Linked DNA regions of Homo sapiens: region 2 is linked to region 1. A link is a loop called in an ENCODE intact Hi-C map of the cell type or tissue named here. Cell type or tissue: B cell. All regions are shown on one strand.

Region 1 (8,000 bases):
TAACCTGAATCTCAGTTATCCCATTTATAAAGTAGAAAGTACCTCTTAACTACACAGAGTTACAGGAAGGATAAGAAGTAATATATGTAAGGAGCTGGCACACGGTAAACAGGCAATAATGGGTAGTTATTAACAGAAAACAAGTTAATTTTAATACATTTAGTAATTTTACTTAGTCTCTAAGGAATTTAAGGAACATTTTAGGCCAGGTGCGGTGGCTCACACCTGTAATCCCAGCACTTCGGGAGGCTGAGGCAGGTGGATTGCTTGAAGTCAGGAGCTCAAGACCAGCCTGGGTAACGTGGCAAAACCCCGTATCTACTAAAAATACAAAAATCAGCCGGGCGTGGTGGCGCGTGCTGAGGCACAAGAATTGCTTGAAGATGGGAAGCAGAGGTTGCAGTGAGCCAAGACTGAGCCACTGCACTCAGCCTGGGTGACAGAGCAAGACTCTGTTTCAAAAAAAGAAATCAAGTGCTCTTAATTTTAGACGTATTTTTAAAAGAGGTACATGTCATATTTTCTACCCACAATTTCGAATCGATGACAGGAACCATTCTGTATTTTAAAGAGACAAACAATCTCAATAAAGCTGCCCAAAGGAAAAACAAATGAAACTAAGTTTTCATTTATGGGGTCTTCTAATGATCTTTTCGTTCCTATGATCACAGTCTTTGACAAGCTTATTAATCTTATTACATAATAAAAAGGTGATTTATGTTACGAAGGAGACATCTTAAAATTATCTCAAAGTGAATGTTTTGATGTGTCAATATAACATAGGCAGTAATTGAAAATAAACTGCTTGAAACATAATGCAATTTTTATGTTGAGAAGTAGGTCCTATAACTTTCTCCCCAAGTTGAGTATCACCTACCAGACAGCCACTGTATAGGATGAAACAAATCAATCCTGCTGAAAATTATAAATACTGTGGTGCAGATGGGTAGAAATAGCACTGACCAAACAATACTTGCAACTATCCTCCAGCCCAAAACCTATAAACAAAAAGAAAAACCCTCACTCATGAAGTCAGTTAAATTATTTCAGTTATGCAAATCCTATCTTTTCATACAGGATGTTAACCACTAACTCAGATCATAATCCGTAACTCAAACATTCACTACTAGTAATAACATTACGTACCACTAAAGAATTTATAGTATCAGTGAGCTGATGCCTGCATTAGTACAAAGTTAGGTGCAACATCAAATATCATACTTTGTATGAGGGGTGGTGGGCATTGATTTACAGCTGTTTTAGAGCAACTAATACTTGTCTCTCTAGGCTTAATTGATAGCTATATTAATATATAAAGGCTGTACACATTTTATGGGAACCACCTGTATACTGTAACTGTATTTATAATCATCAGATATGAACCTTTACTGGGCAACTACGGCACTGTAGCATTCTATTCATGTTTGAATTGCCCGTATCTATCATATAGGAGGAAAATATTTACTGCTGAATAATACAAGAAGATATAGAGGGGTTTTAAGCATGAAAGTGACAATCAAATTCATGTTGCTCAAGGTAAAACATGTCTGTTTACTGAAAGCTGGCTTTAAGGAAGATGGAGGAGTTGGGACACGAACCAAACCAGAGACAATGCAGTTAGGAGGCAGTCCACCAAAAAGCTGAGGCCGGGCGTGGTGGCTCACATCTGTATCCCAGCACTTTGGGAGGCCAGGGTGGGCGGATCACTTGAGGCCAGGAGTTTGAGACCAGCCTGGCCAACATGGTAAAACCCTGTCTCTATAAAAAATTTTTTAAAAATTAGCCAGGCATCATTCCAGCCCGGGCAACAGAGCAAGACTCTGTCTAACAAAAAAAAAAAAAAAAAAGAATAAAGTTGAACTCCTATCCCACATTCTTTTTGATGTTGTGATTTTGAGACAGCTCGCTCTGTCCCCCAGGCTAGATGCAACAGTGCCATCTCAGCTCACTGCAACCTCCTCCTCCCGGGTTCAAGTGATTCTCCTGCCTCAGCCACCTGAGTAGCTGGGGTTACAGGTGCCCGCCACCACACCTGACTAATTTTTTTTTCAGTAGAGATGGGGTCTCGAACTCCTGACCCCAAGTGATCCTCCCACCTCAGCCTCCCAAAGTGTTAAGATTACAGGCGTGAGCCACAGCGCCCAGCCTCCTATCCCACATTCTATACAAAAATTAACTCAAAATGGATTAAAGACCTACATGTAAGAGCTAAAACTATAAAACTCTTGGAAGAAAACATAGGAGTAAACCTTCATGATCTTGGATTTGGCAATGGTTTCTTAGATATGACACCAAAAGCATAAGCAACAAAAGAAAAATATAGATAAATTGGACATCAGCAATATTTAAAACTTTTTTGCTTCAGAAGACACTGTCAGCCAAGTGCGGTGGCTCACAAGTGCCAAAGGTGGCAACAACCCAAATACCCACATACTGATGAATGGATAAACAAAATATGTGGTATGTCCATACAGTGGATTATTCAGCCACAAAAAGGAATGAAGTACTCATGCATGCTAAACATACACCAGGCACGATGGCATGCACCTGATGTCCCAAATAGTTAGGCGGCTGAGGCAGGAGGACTAGTTGAGCCCAGGAGCTCAAGACCAGGCTGGAGAAGATATCGTATCTCTATTATAAAAATAATTTTTAAAAAAATTTTAGAGGCCAGGCACGGTGGCTCACGCCTGTAATCTCAGCACTTTGGGAGACCGAGGCGGATGACTCACTTGAGGTCAGGAGTTCAAGACCGGCCTGACCAACATGGTGAAACCCCATCTCTACTAAAAATACAAAAATTAGCTGGGCGTAGTGGTGCGTATCTATAATCCCCGCTCCTCGGGAAGCTGAGGCAGAACTCCTTGAACCCTGGAGGCGGGGGTTGCAGTGAGCCGACAACGCGCCATTGCACTGCAGCCTGGGCAACAGGGAGCGAGCCTCCGGCTCAAAAAAAAAAAAAGATAAGACTTACGGACCCAAAAGTTTTTAGTTTGGAATACAGGGGAGATGGCAGTGCACTGGGATAGAAGCACTTTTCCAAAAGGGATCTTTCTCCTCTTTCTCTTTGCACTCCAGAGAAGCGATGTAGTACTGTTAATTCCGTAACTTTAAGGAGGAAGTACTATTCCACTCAGCTCAGTCCCATTCTACCTTACAAAGAACACCTGCCCTGCTTACTGGACCCTAACCCCAGCCTCTACTAATGCCACATTTCTTTCCAATTCCGTGCATTCCTTCCCACTTCTTAACGAAACAAATTAAGTTATTTATTTTGCACCTACTGGATACGGTACCCTTGCGTAAAACTCCGCCTCACTCCCTATTCCAATTTCCATTCAGTCCATCCGTCCCACTCTGACCAGCTTCCTTCCACTCAGGACCCCTCTCCTACCCCGTAACCAACTTCCACTCAGGACTTCCCACAACCCTGCAATCAGTCCCCCAAGTGGTGCCTTCCCCACGCGTTCTCTCCACGCTGCCCCGGGACCGGCCCTCCCCCGCCCAGCGCGCACGCGCGATCAGAGCTTGCCCGCCCGGCCCGACCCTGGCAGTGCGTGCCACAGTGCACGCCGCACTCACGCGCCACAGTATGTCCCGCGACCTGCCGGCGCAGGGCCGGCTCACGGCCGTGGCCATGGAGATGGCGGCCCCTAGTCTAGGGCGTACAGGAGACCGTGCGCCCGCCCGCCACCGCAGTTCAAAGGCAGGAAGGCCCCAGGAGGACCCTGCTGGGTCTGCCTCAAACGCTGCCTGAGCGAAGCCCGGCCCAGGCTCCAACCCATCCCTGCGAGGCTTCGTCTGGACAAGCTCAACAGGCCAGGACTGCCGCGCAGACACGTCCCGCAAACGCGGCTGTAACTCCAGGAACCGCCCTCTGGCGACCAAACGGTCCCTTCGAAGCAGGGTCCAGCGGGGCGCCAGAAGCAGGTGGCGGCGCTGCATGCTGGGAACTGTAGTCTCGACGGCCCCCTGAGAGGAAGTAGGAGGAATGTTGCATTCTGGGACTCGGAGTTCCAAAGTACAGAATGCTGGGAGTCAAGGTCTTCCTGGAGGTGCCTTGAGGCATGCTGGGAATAGTAGTCTTTTATAAAGCCGATAACAGCCACAGTATTGATTGACTGGAATTCTTCAGTTAGAGCTAGCAAAATGATCTGCCCTCATTTCTCCCTATTACTTTATAAGTCACCTAAAAGTGAAACCAAAGGATGTGGTGGTCTTCTCCACAATAGGTACGCAGTAATTTTACTGAAATAAAAAAAAAATTCTCTAGAGATGCCTTTGGTTTCATAAAATCTGGTTTCTACTTCCAGATCTGCCACTTGCTAAATTGAATATTTTTATCTTCTCTGAGCCTCCATTTCTTCAACAGTAAGATAAGGATGAAAATAAAAATATCCTGGTGATGTTGTGAGGATGTAAATAATATGCTATACAAATGTTATCATTAATATACTGCCAGTAAGAAAAAAGGTGTTTCACCAACCCAAGTTTCACCTAATGAAGTCTTCTCAGTGCTTTAGACCTCAGTGAGATCTCTGGATGCATATCGCTAACGCCTTTTTATGCTCAATCACATGCCACAGTCAACATGCAATACTCAAGACAGAAATAGATTCAGTGATTTACTGACTAAGGAAATGCATAGGCTGGTGAGAGGAATTGAGATCACACCTACTGCTCTGCAACGTTTGCTAACAATGGCTTCCTGAATGCTTTAAGATTATATCCTATTCACTTCCAAAATCATGTTACTATCAATCATGTCTAAAGCACTGTAGGACAAACTGGGAATACAACTGATAGATCAAGTCTCTGCCGTGAAGAGATCTATCCGGTGGTGGAGAAAACTTGTAAAGAATTAGTCCAGGCCAGGCACAGTGGCTCACACCTGTAATCCCAGCACTTTGGGAGGCCAAGGCAGGAGGATCACAAGCCAGGAGTTTGAGACCAGCCTGGGCAACATAGTGAGACCTCATCTCCACAAAAACAACAACAACAACAACAACAAACTTTTTTTTAAATTAGCCGGGTGTAGTGGTGCACACCTGTAGTCCAAGCTACTCCATAGACTGAGGCAGGAGAATTGCTTGAACCTGGGAGGTTCAGGCTGAAGTGAGCAGTGATGGCGCCATCACACTCCAGACTGGGCCATAGAGTGAGACCCTGTCCAAAAAAAAAAAAAATCAGTCCAAATGCGTGTTCATAAAGACACCTCAGGTTCTAAGGTTCTTGTGGTAGAGACTACTCGTTGTCTGCCTCAATATCTATTCTCCCCTTCTTTCATAATAATTGAACTCCCAGTTTTTTAACTGGGCATATAGTTATATTTCCCAGCCTCTTTTGCAGCTAGGTATGGCCAGCTGACTGAGTTCAGGCCAATAAAATATAATCAAAGTATTGCATGGTAGCTTCCTAGAAACCCCCTTAAAAGGGAGCTACTGCATGATGGTCTTTGCCTCTTCTTAATCCCATCCTCCATTCAGCTGCCTGGATTTGGGATGTGTTGGCTGCAGCTCTAGCACCATACTGGACCACAGAAAGGGGGTCACACTGTAGGGAAAATGAAGTACTGAGCCTAAAGGAGACTTGATTATTTATGGCAACCATATCAGTTCTAGGCTACCTGCCTTTACCTCCTAATTTCATTTACACAAGAGAGACAATTATTTATTGTTTAAGCCACATCTATTTTTTTTTTTTTTTGAGACAGAGTCTCACTCCTTTGCCCAGGCTGGAGTGCAGTGGCATGATCTCAGCTCACTGCAACCTCCGCCTCTCGGGTTCAAGTGATTCTCCTGCCTCAGCCTCTTGAGTAGCTGGGATTACAGGCGCATACTACCATGCTGGCTAATTTTTGTATTTTTTAGTAGAGACGGGGTTTTGCCATGTTGGCCAGGCTGGTCTCAAACTCCTGACCTCAGGTGATCTGCCTGCCTCAGCCTCCCAAAGTGCTGGGATTACAGGCATCAGCCATCGCATCCAGCCTCTGCTTCTGTTTTTATAGCACCTATCACAGTCTTAAATCATCTTGTTTGTTTACTTCTTATTGTCTGACTTCTCACTAATATACAGACTTCACAAGAGCAGGGACTTTGTCTTGTTTATCATCGCTTCCAAAGTACCCATTACATTAGTAAGTAATAAATGAATTTTTATTTAATGAATAATGAATGAGTGGAAGAAATTAACTATATTGGACAGTGTTTCTTCAGGACAAAAACTTTTGATACCTATATCAAAGGGGGATTTAATGCAGGGAATTGATAACAAAGTTGTTGGAGAGGCTAAAAAAGCATAGGAAAGAAAGAACGGGGCTGTAGTAGCTAAGAGCAGAATGGAGTTACTGCCCAAATACCAGGAAGCTACTGCTTCCATTTAGAGCCATGAGACAACACTGAATGCTGAGCTGCTGAGGGTGGTGCCCCTGCTGCTGTTAGAACCACTCTGTTGATTTGAGCACCCTGTAGCTGCTGAAAGCACCACCCAGAAGTGCCTGCAACTATCCAAAGTTGCTCTCTGAGCCTTTGAAAGCCATAACCTGGCCGAGTGTGGTGGCTCACACCTGTAATCCGTTTGAATTACTTTGGGAGGCCAAGGTGGGCGGATCACAAGGTCAGGAGATTGAGAACATCCTGGCCAACATGGTGAAACCCCGTCTCTACTAAAAATACAAAAATTAGCTGGGCATGGTGGCACATGCCTGTAGTCCCAGCTACTCAGGAAGCTGAGGCAGGAGAATAGCTTGAACGAGGGAGGTGGAGGTTGCAGTGAGCTGAGATCGTGCCACTGCACTCTAGCCTGGAGACAGAGTGAGACTGCATCTCAAAAAAAAGAAAAGAAAAGAAAAAGAAAGCTATAAACTAATTATTTGAAATAGAATAAATTTTTTAAATGATACAAGACCTCTTTGGTCTCAGCCACAAAGGGAACACCATCGTTTGGAAAGCATTGCAGTAAGACACACATGTTGTGCTGCTGCTGTGCCCCTAAGGCCTATGCCCTTCAGTAGTCAACCTGTGGCACATGTGCCACCTTGCCAAGCACAAGAGGAAGTAACACTGGAGTACCAATGCTGAAAGATGAAATACCACCAGGACTAGTCAAATGAGGCACCTAAAAAGTGTATACCACAGATTCAGGCAGGGATTCCGTGAAGGAACAACACCTAGACCTAAGACGGCAGCTGTTGCAGCATCCAGTTCATCTTAAGAATTTCACTCCAGCCTGGGCAACAAGAGTAAAACTCTGTCTCAAAAAATAAATAAATAAATAAAAGGAAAAAAAAGAATTTTGATGGTTAGTCACCCAATAAATGTTCTGGTTGGCCGGGCGTGGTGGCTCATGCCTGTAATCCTAGCACTTTGGGAGGCTGAGGCAGGTGGATCATTTGAGGTCAGGAGTTCAAGAACAACCTCGCCAACATGGTGAAACCCCATCTCTACTAAAAATACAAAAATTAGCTGGGCATGGTGGTGGGAGCCTGTAATCCCAGTTACTTGGGAGGCTAAGGTAGCAGAATTACTTGAATCTGGGAGGCAGAGGTTGCAGTGAGCCAAGATTGCGCCACTGCACTCCAGCCTGGGTGACAGAGTGAGACTCTGTCTCAAAAAAAAAAAAAGTTCTGGTTTTTAAAAATTAAAAAAAAAAAAATGATACAAGACATGAAGAACAATACCAGTTAGTATTAGAAAAACTCAGAAATTATGTGATAGAACTCAGGAAAGAAATCAAAATTTAAACAATTATTATAAAATGGAAGTTGAATTAGAAGAGCAAAGAAACACAACAGTAATGTCATAACAAACGAAGAACTTTTATAATCAAAAAAGGAATAAAGAAACAAAAACAATTTTAAGTGACAAATAGAGAAAATAGGCAAAGAAGATCTAACATATGAATAATGGGAGTCCCTGAAGACTCTGGAATCTCATTTTAAACCATCACTGTCTCGCCCAACAACACACAAGGATGTGAGAATTCCTTTCTGTTTTTAAATT
Region 2 (8,000 bases), 620 kb before region 1:
CAGGATGAATAAATTCATAGGGTTACCATAAGAATTAAATGTGGTAACATGTAAAAATGATGGCATGGGTGCCCAAGCATACAGCAGCCACTTAAGGGACAATTATTACTACCGCTAGAAAGGAGAATGTCTAGTCCATGGTATCTGTAGGTAGCACAGTTCTGGCTGTCACTTCATACATCCCCTCCCCAAAGACAAAGATTCCCCAGAAAGATACACACACACCTGCGGCTGGAAATCAACTGGTTCAAGGCCCCGGCACTCAAACTCCACTATTGTCTTGAAGTTCTCATTGTCTTCAGCCTAGAAAGGAAGTGTGTTGAGGAGGCAGGCCCAAATGAGCTCTCAGGATGACCCCATGGCCCCTCTCCTTCCTGCCAAATGGGCACTTACTGCCCCTGGAGGCCTAGTATGAGACCCAGGAAGAACTCATCCCCTTCTTAGAGGAAGCCTGCCTTGGGCACCTGCTCCCTATGAAGCTTTCTGTAGACAGCAGACATGGAGGCTGCAGAAGAGCGTGGATGCTGGGGTCAACCTGCCTGGATGTAAGGTAAGCTCTGCCTATCTTCCCCTCTGGGCCCAAGATTCCTAAACTGTCAAATAGAGCCGAGGAAACCTCTACAATTTTACTGTCAGATTTTGAAATGCATATAAAGTGCCCAGCACAGTGCTCAATAAATAGTAAATAAAATTATCAACACCAAAAATATGAACAAGAATGTTAAGCTCCAAAGTCTCTAGATCATCCAAACAGACCCAGTACACTTAACCATAGCCTTTTGCTGACCATCTGCCATGCAGTAAGGGCAGAGGGCTGTCTTATAGCCTTTGAAATGGTTATGTATGTGGAGGGGGCACCTCTTGGGGGGCAGGTGGCCAGGAAATTCATGCCTACCTGACCTATGGGCTTAGGGACCACAAGTGCCATGCCCTACATTCAGTCTCATCCTGTCATTCACTGTAAAGTAATTTCCTGCACACTGACCACATCTCTGGCACTGGTAAGGCACTTCTCTGTTAGGGCCCTAGTTCGATTCTTGTTTTTTGTATTTTCCACTAGATTATTATGTACGTGAAGGCGAGTCCTCATTTAATTTCTCTTTAACTTCAGGACAAAGCCAAGAATTTGGCACAACTCAAGATACTTTAAATAAATACCAAATAAGGAATAGGTGAATACATATAACTGGCTTTCTTTAAACAAACAGATCCAAAGCACACCCTCCCTCACCTTTGGGCTAACTTGTTAACACTGATGATATAAAGGATGGGATGCACCAAACGACTACCCCACCCATGGTTTCAGAGAAAGCTTGCTAGTCCCCTAAAATGAAGACAAGGCAAGTGCTCTCAGTGATGCAAACTGAACAGCTAGGTTGTGTCAGAGGTCCCCTGAGCTCTCACAGCCCAGCCCTCATAAGAAGGCACTGCAAGAGGCAATATACCAAGCACTCAGTGTACAGTGGATAAATGACTGAGTCAAAGAAGAACTAAGTTCATGAGTGAATGTCCTATGGCAGGTCACTCTGATGCAGGCATGACTCTAGAACCCAGACCTACTAACTCCAGTTAGGATTTAAGCCCACCATCCCTGCCACTACAGCAGCAAACTTACATTGTAAGGCTTGATGGTGCTGCTTAAAATCTCTGAAATAGAAAAGAGAACACAAAGTTGACTTGAGTCCATACCCTCGCCCCAGCCAGGTGCCCACATGTGGCCCTGAAAAAGATCACGCTGTACAGGTGTCGGCATCTTAGGCCTGACTCCACCCTCAGGTAACATGAGTCTACTTTCAGCCTGGTGCCAGGAAGCTGTGGGCCACCCTGGCAGAACTCAGTACGCACAGCCTGACCTACCGATGGAATTTTCTCTTGCACACAGCTTGCACTTCTGGACCATGGAAGCACTGCCACGGCCCCCCTTCAGTGCCACACTGTCCTGGCAAAAAGCAAACAGAACTTTCAGTCACATATGAATTAGATGTACAGTCCTGAGGAGATCGAGCCCACCATTTATTGTCCACTTAAAGAGACCAAGACCCAGAAAGGGTAACTTACTAGGACAAGACTCCTGGGAAGGCTTCCTGAGGAAAATAAAAAAAGGGCTTCCCCTTGATTTTGAACTCTGCCTCATACCTCAAAGATGCCTATTGAATCCAGTGCTGATCACACTGACACCTACCCTCCCAAACCACAAAAAGCAGGGAGCAAAGAACTGGAGAGATGAAGGCCAGTTTCCCCAAATCCCTGCCCAGAAGTGTATGTGTGTTTGTGAGTGTTTATGTTGGGGGTTGGGCGGGGAACAGTTACCATCAGCCGGATGTACTGCCACTTGTCCGAAATCTCACCACAGTTGCCACATTTCATCTTTGGGGAAAAAGAATGTTAGTAAAGCAGCTGGCTCTGCTGCACAGACACCAAGGAAAGGGTAAGAACAGTGGGAGGTGGGCAGGCTCATGATCTACCTTCTTGATGGCAATCTCACTTCATCCCTAACACCTGCCCCAACAAGGACAAAACTAGAACTATCTCTGGGCAAAGGATAGGTAAGGCTGTTTCCTATGCCGGCGTGCCCACCCTCCTCTATGAAGTGCTCAGTGTGGCCGGGGATTCAAGGCACCTGTGGTGCAGAAATGGTTTCAGCGGAGGTGAGGGGGGGGAATATGGAGAGATTTGTTAGAAGATACAAAATTACAGCTATATGGGAGGAATAAGTTCTAGTGTTCTATAGCACTGTAGGATGACTATAGCTGACAATAATATATAGTTTCAAATAGCTAGGATATTAAATGCTCCCAACACAAAGAAATGATACACGTTTGAGGTGAATATGCTAACTACCTTGATCTGATCACAATACATTACATTTATCGGAACATCACTATATACCCCATAAATATGTACAATTCTGTGTCAATTAAGAAAAAAAAAGAGAAATGGCCTCAGCAGGCCCCCGACCCACTCTGCTTGGTTAGCTTTATGTTCCCACAGGCCCTGTATGTCACTGGTATAAGCACTTATCACTCTATTGTTACTCTATTTTTCTGTCTCCTTCACTCGATTCCGCTTCTTCAAGCCAAAGAACAGATTCTCCCAAGTAAGCCCTGGTATTCAGGCTTCAAAATCCTGGGAAACAAAAGTAGTCCGGAGGCAGCTTCCCGAAAAACAGGGCTTTTGAGAGGTACAGAAGGATGCTGGGATTTTTGACCAGGAGTAAAACAGAGCAGAAGCTCTGGGATCTGGAAGAGTGAAGAGCCTCGAACTGCTGGGGAAGGGGAGGCCTCTGTAGACCATGCCACTAGGGTACCAGCTTTACCAGTGTGGGAGGGCTAAGGAAGGGTGGATTACGCACAAAATTAAACTATTTCACAATAAAGAAAACCAAATCAATAAACGAAAGGCGAACTATTCACCTTATTAAATAATCACAAGCGTCCCTTCAAGTAGCATTTCGTTTAGTGTCCATTTACAGACCACGAAATATTTAACACAGGGAAGAACTACAAAATGAAGCTTTCCAAGACTGCCAATTAGAGATAAACCAATACACTTTAATAGAAAGCAAACGTAAAATTCTAACTAGGAAAACCCCGAACACTTAATGTGCCTGGTTAAATATTTTCTCATACTGCCGGAGAGAAGGCTCCGGTTCAGCACTGAGATCAGGACGGGCCTCCTCTCCCCGGGCCCCGCCCCGGCCGCACCTTCAGGTACCACCGGAAGTCCTCGCCCACGGGCCGGAGGTTGGTGATGTTCTCCAGCGTGGCTTTGAGTTGCAGCGCGATTTTCTGAGGGGGAGGGCCAGAGCGACTGCGTCAGCCGTGCCTGCGCAGCCCCACGCCTGCCCGACCCTCCCGCATTCCCAGCCGTGGGTGCCACAGGGAGACACTCCTTCTGCCTCCTGCTCCTTCAGCGCGCACCCACTCGCTTCATCTCCTCCTGGCGCGAGCTGTTGCCTCCCAGACCCTCGCCACCTCCCCTCCGTGTCCCCGCGGCGGGCGGCCTCCCCTCACCCCCATGGTAGCCCTCTCCGCCCGGTGCTGGCTGCGGCCCTTGCCGTTGCTTTCCGGCGCGTCGTAAAAGGCGGGTGCCGTCTGCGCACCCTCAGTAGGGCGGGGCCGGGGCCGGGCCGCGGGGCAGGGACTTCTGCGCGCCGCTGCTCGCCTGGCCCACTGGGCTTTTCGCATCTGGGGATCTGGGGCCAGTGGAGGTCAGCCAGGTCCGCGAGCAACCTGTGCTCAGGCCAGCGGAAGCCTGACTCCAGGATTCGGTGGTGCCACAGACAGTTACTGAACGCCAATTTTGTGCCTGCTTTAAGCGAACAGGACAGTTCCTGACCCTCAGTTCTTTCCAGGCTCTTCACTACTCTGCCTGCCCTGGAACTTCTCAGATCACGTCAGCTCCCTCTGCCCAGGGGAAAAGCTACAAAAGGAAGAGTTCCAAGACTGCCAAATAAAGATAAACCAATACGCTTTAAAAAGTAGAATGTATTGGTTTATCAGATTTGGGGATGATGCCTTTCTTCAAACTGCCCTTTCCTGTTTCACCCAAGAGACCTGGTTTCTAGGCCCTTCTCCAGAGTTTGCCCTGTGTCCACATCCTTCTCACTGTGGTCCTTGCGACTGGACATTCCCCTTCAGCTGGCTCTTTTTTGGGAGCCCACCTGGCTTATCCTTCTCTCATAACGTTTATTGAACTTTATTTTACCTGGCCTCCTGTCCAGGCTACATCTGAGACCATGCAGGAGCTGTGGAGATTAACGGTAAAAGGAACAGCACATTCAAGACTCTTCTAGGAGGTGGGGCAAGATAGCCAAATAGAACCCTCCAGTGATCCTCCTCCTCCTCTTCCCTGGCAGGAACACCAAACTGAACAACTATCCACACAAGAAAGCACCTTCATGAGAACCAAAACTCAGGTAGCAATCACAGTAGCTGGTTGTAACGTCACATCAAGATATAAGGCAATGGCTGGGTGCGGTGGCTCACACCTGTAATCCCAGTGCTTTGGGAGGCTGAGGCGGGCAGACCACCTGAGGTCAGGAGTTTGAGACCTAGCTGGCCAACATAGTGAAACCCTGTCTCTACTAAAAATACAAAAATCAGCCGAGTATGGCAGTGCACACCTGTAGTCCCAGCTACTCCGGAGGCTAAGGCAGGAGAATTGTTTGAACCCGGGAGGTGGAGGTTGTAGTGAGCTGAGATCATGCCATTGCACTCTAGCCTGGGTGACAGAGTGAGACTCTATCTCATAAAAGAAGAAAAAAAAAGGAACAAGGCAATGAAGAGGGTAGGAAAGACAGTCTTGAATTGCTACCACCACCCCTCCCTCATCCTCTGGCAGCACCTGGCTGCCTGGCATAGAGAGAGAATCTGTGTGCTTATGGGACTTTGCATTGGAACTGAGTTTTGCCCTGTCACAGTGGAAAGCAACTCAGGGCAGAATTCAGCTAGTGCCCACAGAGGAAGCACTTAGAGAAACCCTAGCCAGAGGGGAATCATCCATCCCAGTGGTCAGGTTCTGGCGAGCCCCACCACCACTGGCTAAAGTGCTTCAGGGTCCTAAATAAATTCGAAAGGCAGTCTAGGCCACAAAGACTGCAATTCCTGGGCAAGTCCTGGTGCTGTGCTGAGCTCAGAGCCCGTGGACTTGGGGTGCACACAGCCTAGTGAGATACCAGTTGGGGAGCCAAAGGAGTGTTTATGTCACCAGTCCCCCAACCCCAGGCAGCACAGCTCACGGCTCCAGGAGAGACTCCTTTCCCTTAGAGGAAAGGAGAGGGGAAAGTAAAGAGGACTTTGTCTTACAGCTTGGATACCATCCCAGCCACAGTAGAATAAAACACCACGCAGAGTCCCGAAGCCCCCTTGCCAGGCTCTATCTCCCAGATATTTCTAGAGCTACCATGGGCCAGAAGGGAACCCGCTGCTTTGAAGGAAAGGACCCAGTCCTGGCAGGATTCATCACCTGCTGACTAAAGAGCTGTTGGGCCTTGAATAAACATTTGTAATAGCCACAGTACTGGGTGAGGCCCAGTACTGTGCTGCCTTCAGGTGTGACCCAGTGCCTTCCCAGTAATGGTTGCCACAGGGAGAGACTCCTTCTGCTTAAGGAAAAGAGAGGAAAGAGTTAAAAAGGAGTTGGTCTTGCAACTTGGGTACCAGCTCAGCCACAGTAAAATAAAGCACCAAGTAGGTTTCTAAAGCCCGGACTCCATGCCCTAGCTCCTGGACAGCATTTCTAAACCCACCCTGGGCCAGAAGGGAACCTGCCACCCCAAAGGGTAAGACACAAGCCTGGCTGGATTCACCACCTGCTGACTAAAGAGCCTTTGGGCTTTGAATAAACATCAGCAATAACCAGGCAATAGTCACCATGGGCCTTGGGCAAGACCCACTACTGTGCTGGCTTCAGGTTTGACACAGCACAGTTCCAGCAGTGGTGGCCACAGGGGTGCTTGTGTCACTCCTCTCCCAACTCCAGGCAGCTCAGCATGGAGAGAGAGACTCCATTTATTTGGGAGAAAGTAAGGGAAGATAACAAGAGACTCTGCCTGGTAATCCAGGGAATTCTCTCGGATCTTACCCAAGACCATCAAGGCAGTACCTCTGAGTCTACAAGAGTCACAGCATCGCTGGGTTTGGGGTGCCCCCTAATGCAGTTACAGCTGCAGTGACCAAATATTTACATCACAACACTCATTTCCCTTTGAGTACTTGGAAAAGCCTTCTGAAGAAGGATGAGTACAAATAAGCCCAAACTGTGAAAATTATGATAAATACCTAATTATTCAATGCTCTGCATTGACCAACAGTCACAAACATCAATACCATCCAAGAAAACATGACCTAATCAAATGAACTAAATAAGGCACCAGTGACCAATCCCAGAGTGACAGAGATATGTGACCTTTCAGAGAATTCACTGTCACTGAGAAAGCTCAGTGAAATTCAAGATAGCACAGAGAAGGAACTCAGAATCCTGCCAGATAAACTTAACAAAGAGATGGAAAAAGGAACTCAGAATCCTGCCAGATAAATTTGACAAAGAGATGGAAATAATTTTAAAAATTAAATAGAAATTCTGGAGCTGATAAATTCAACTGATACACCAAAGAATGCACCAGGGTCTCTAAACATGAGAACTGATCAAGCAGAAGAAAGAATTAGTGAGCTTGAAGGCAGGCTGTTTGAAAATACACAGAAGAATTGAAAGAAAAAATAACAAAAAAGGATGAAGTATGCCTACAATATCTAGACAATGGCCACAAATGGGCAAATCTAAGAGTTATTGGCCTTAAAGAGAAGGTAGAGAGAAATTAGGATAGAAAGTTTATTCAAAGGAAGAATAACGGAACTTTCCAAACCTAGAGAAATATATAAATATTCAAGTACAAGAAAGTTATAGAATACCAAGCAGATTTAACCCAAATAAGACTACCTCATGTCATTTAATAATCAGACTCCCAAAGATCAAAGATAAAGAAAGGATCCTAAAAGCAGCAAGAAAAAAGAAACAAATAACACACAAAGAAGCTCCAATGGGTCTGGCAGCAGGCTTCTCTGTGGAAAGCTTACAGGCCAGGAGAGTGGCATGACATTTAAAGTACTGAAGAAAAAAAACATTTATCCTAGAATAGTATATCCAGCAAAAATGTCCTTTAAACATGAAGGAAAAATAAAGATTTCCTAGACAAACAAAAGCTGAGGGATTTTGTCAACACACCAGACCTTTCCTTCAAGAAATGCTAAAGAGTGTTTTTCAGTCTGAAAGAAAAGGATGTTAAGCAATGAGAAATCGTCTGACGGCACAAAACTCATTGGGAATGGTAACTACACAGACAAATGCAAAAGATTTTAACACTAATTGTGTGTAAACTACTCATATATTGAGTAGCAAGACTAAAAGATGAACCTATCAAAAATAATAACTTTTCAAAACATAGACAGTATAAGATATAAATAGGGGCCAGGCACGGTGGCTTATGCCCATAATCCCAG

What was found. A loop is a pair of places that touch in the nucleus more often than their neighbours do. Peaks named below come from ENCODE experiments on the same cell type or tissue, not always from the same donor. Only the 100,000 strongest peaks of a DNase experiment are listed, where the experiment ranks them.
Region 2: it touches region 1 in a loop (11-fold over the local background); 7 of 110 quality-filtered maps call a loop at or near these places.

What each region holds. Positions count from the first base shown.
Region 1 is chr1:53,834,623-53,842,622 of GRCh38, forward strand. It overlaps NDC1 (NDC1 transmembrane nucleoporin), which reads right to left and starts at 3,674. Exons shown (of 18, transcript NM_018087.5): 1 at 3,583-3,674; 2 at 878-998. The coding sequence starts at 3,639. It also overlaps the pseudogene RPL37P7. RefSeq lists a silencer at 3,428-3,557 and an enhancer at 3,668-4,147. In B cell, no CTCF peak of the experiment used is centred here; DNase peaks (open chromatin) are centred at 329 and 3,839; H3K4me3 peaks cover 1,995 bases; H3K27ac peaks cover 1,153 bases.
Region 2 is chr1:53,216,557-53,224,556 of GRCh38, forward strand. It overlaps CZIB (CXXC motif containing zinc binding protein), which reads right to left and starts at 4,078. Exons shown (of 8, transcript NM_017887.3): 1 at 4,014-4,078; 2 at 3,705-3,788; 3 at 2,311-2,367; 4 at 1,858-1,939; 5 at 1,616-1,647; 6 at 226-303. The coding sequence starts at 4,019. CZIB-DT (CZIB divergent transcript) reads left to right here and starts at 3,804. Exons shown (of 1, transcript NR_185918.1): 1 at 3,804-7,702. RefSeq lists an enhancer at 3,479-3,980 and silencers at 3,850-4,219, 4,350-4,409. In B cell, no CTCF peak of the experiment used is centred here; DNase peaks (open chromatin) are centred at 3,815 and 4,035; H3K4me3 peaks cover 1,789 bases; H3K27ac peaks cover 2,056 bases.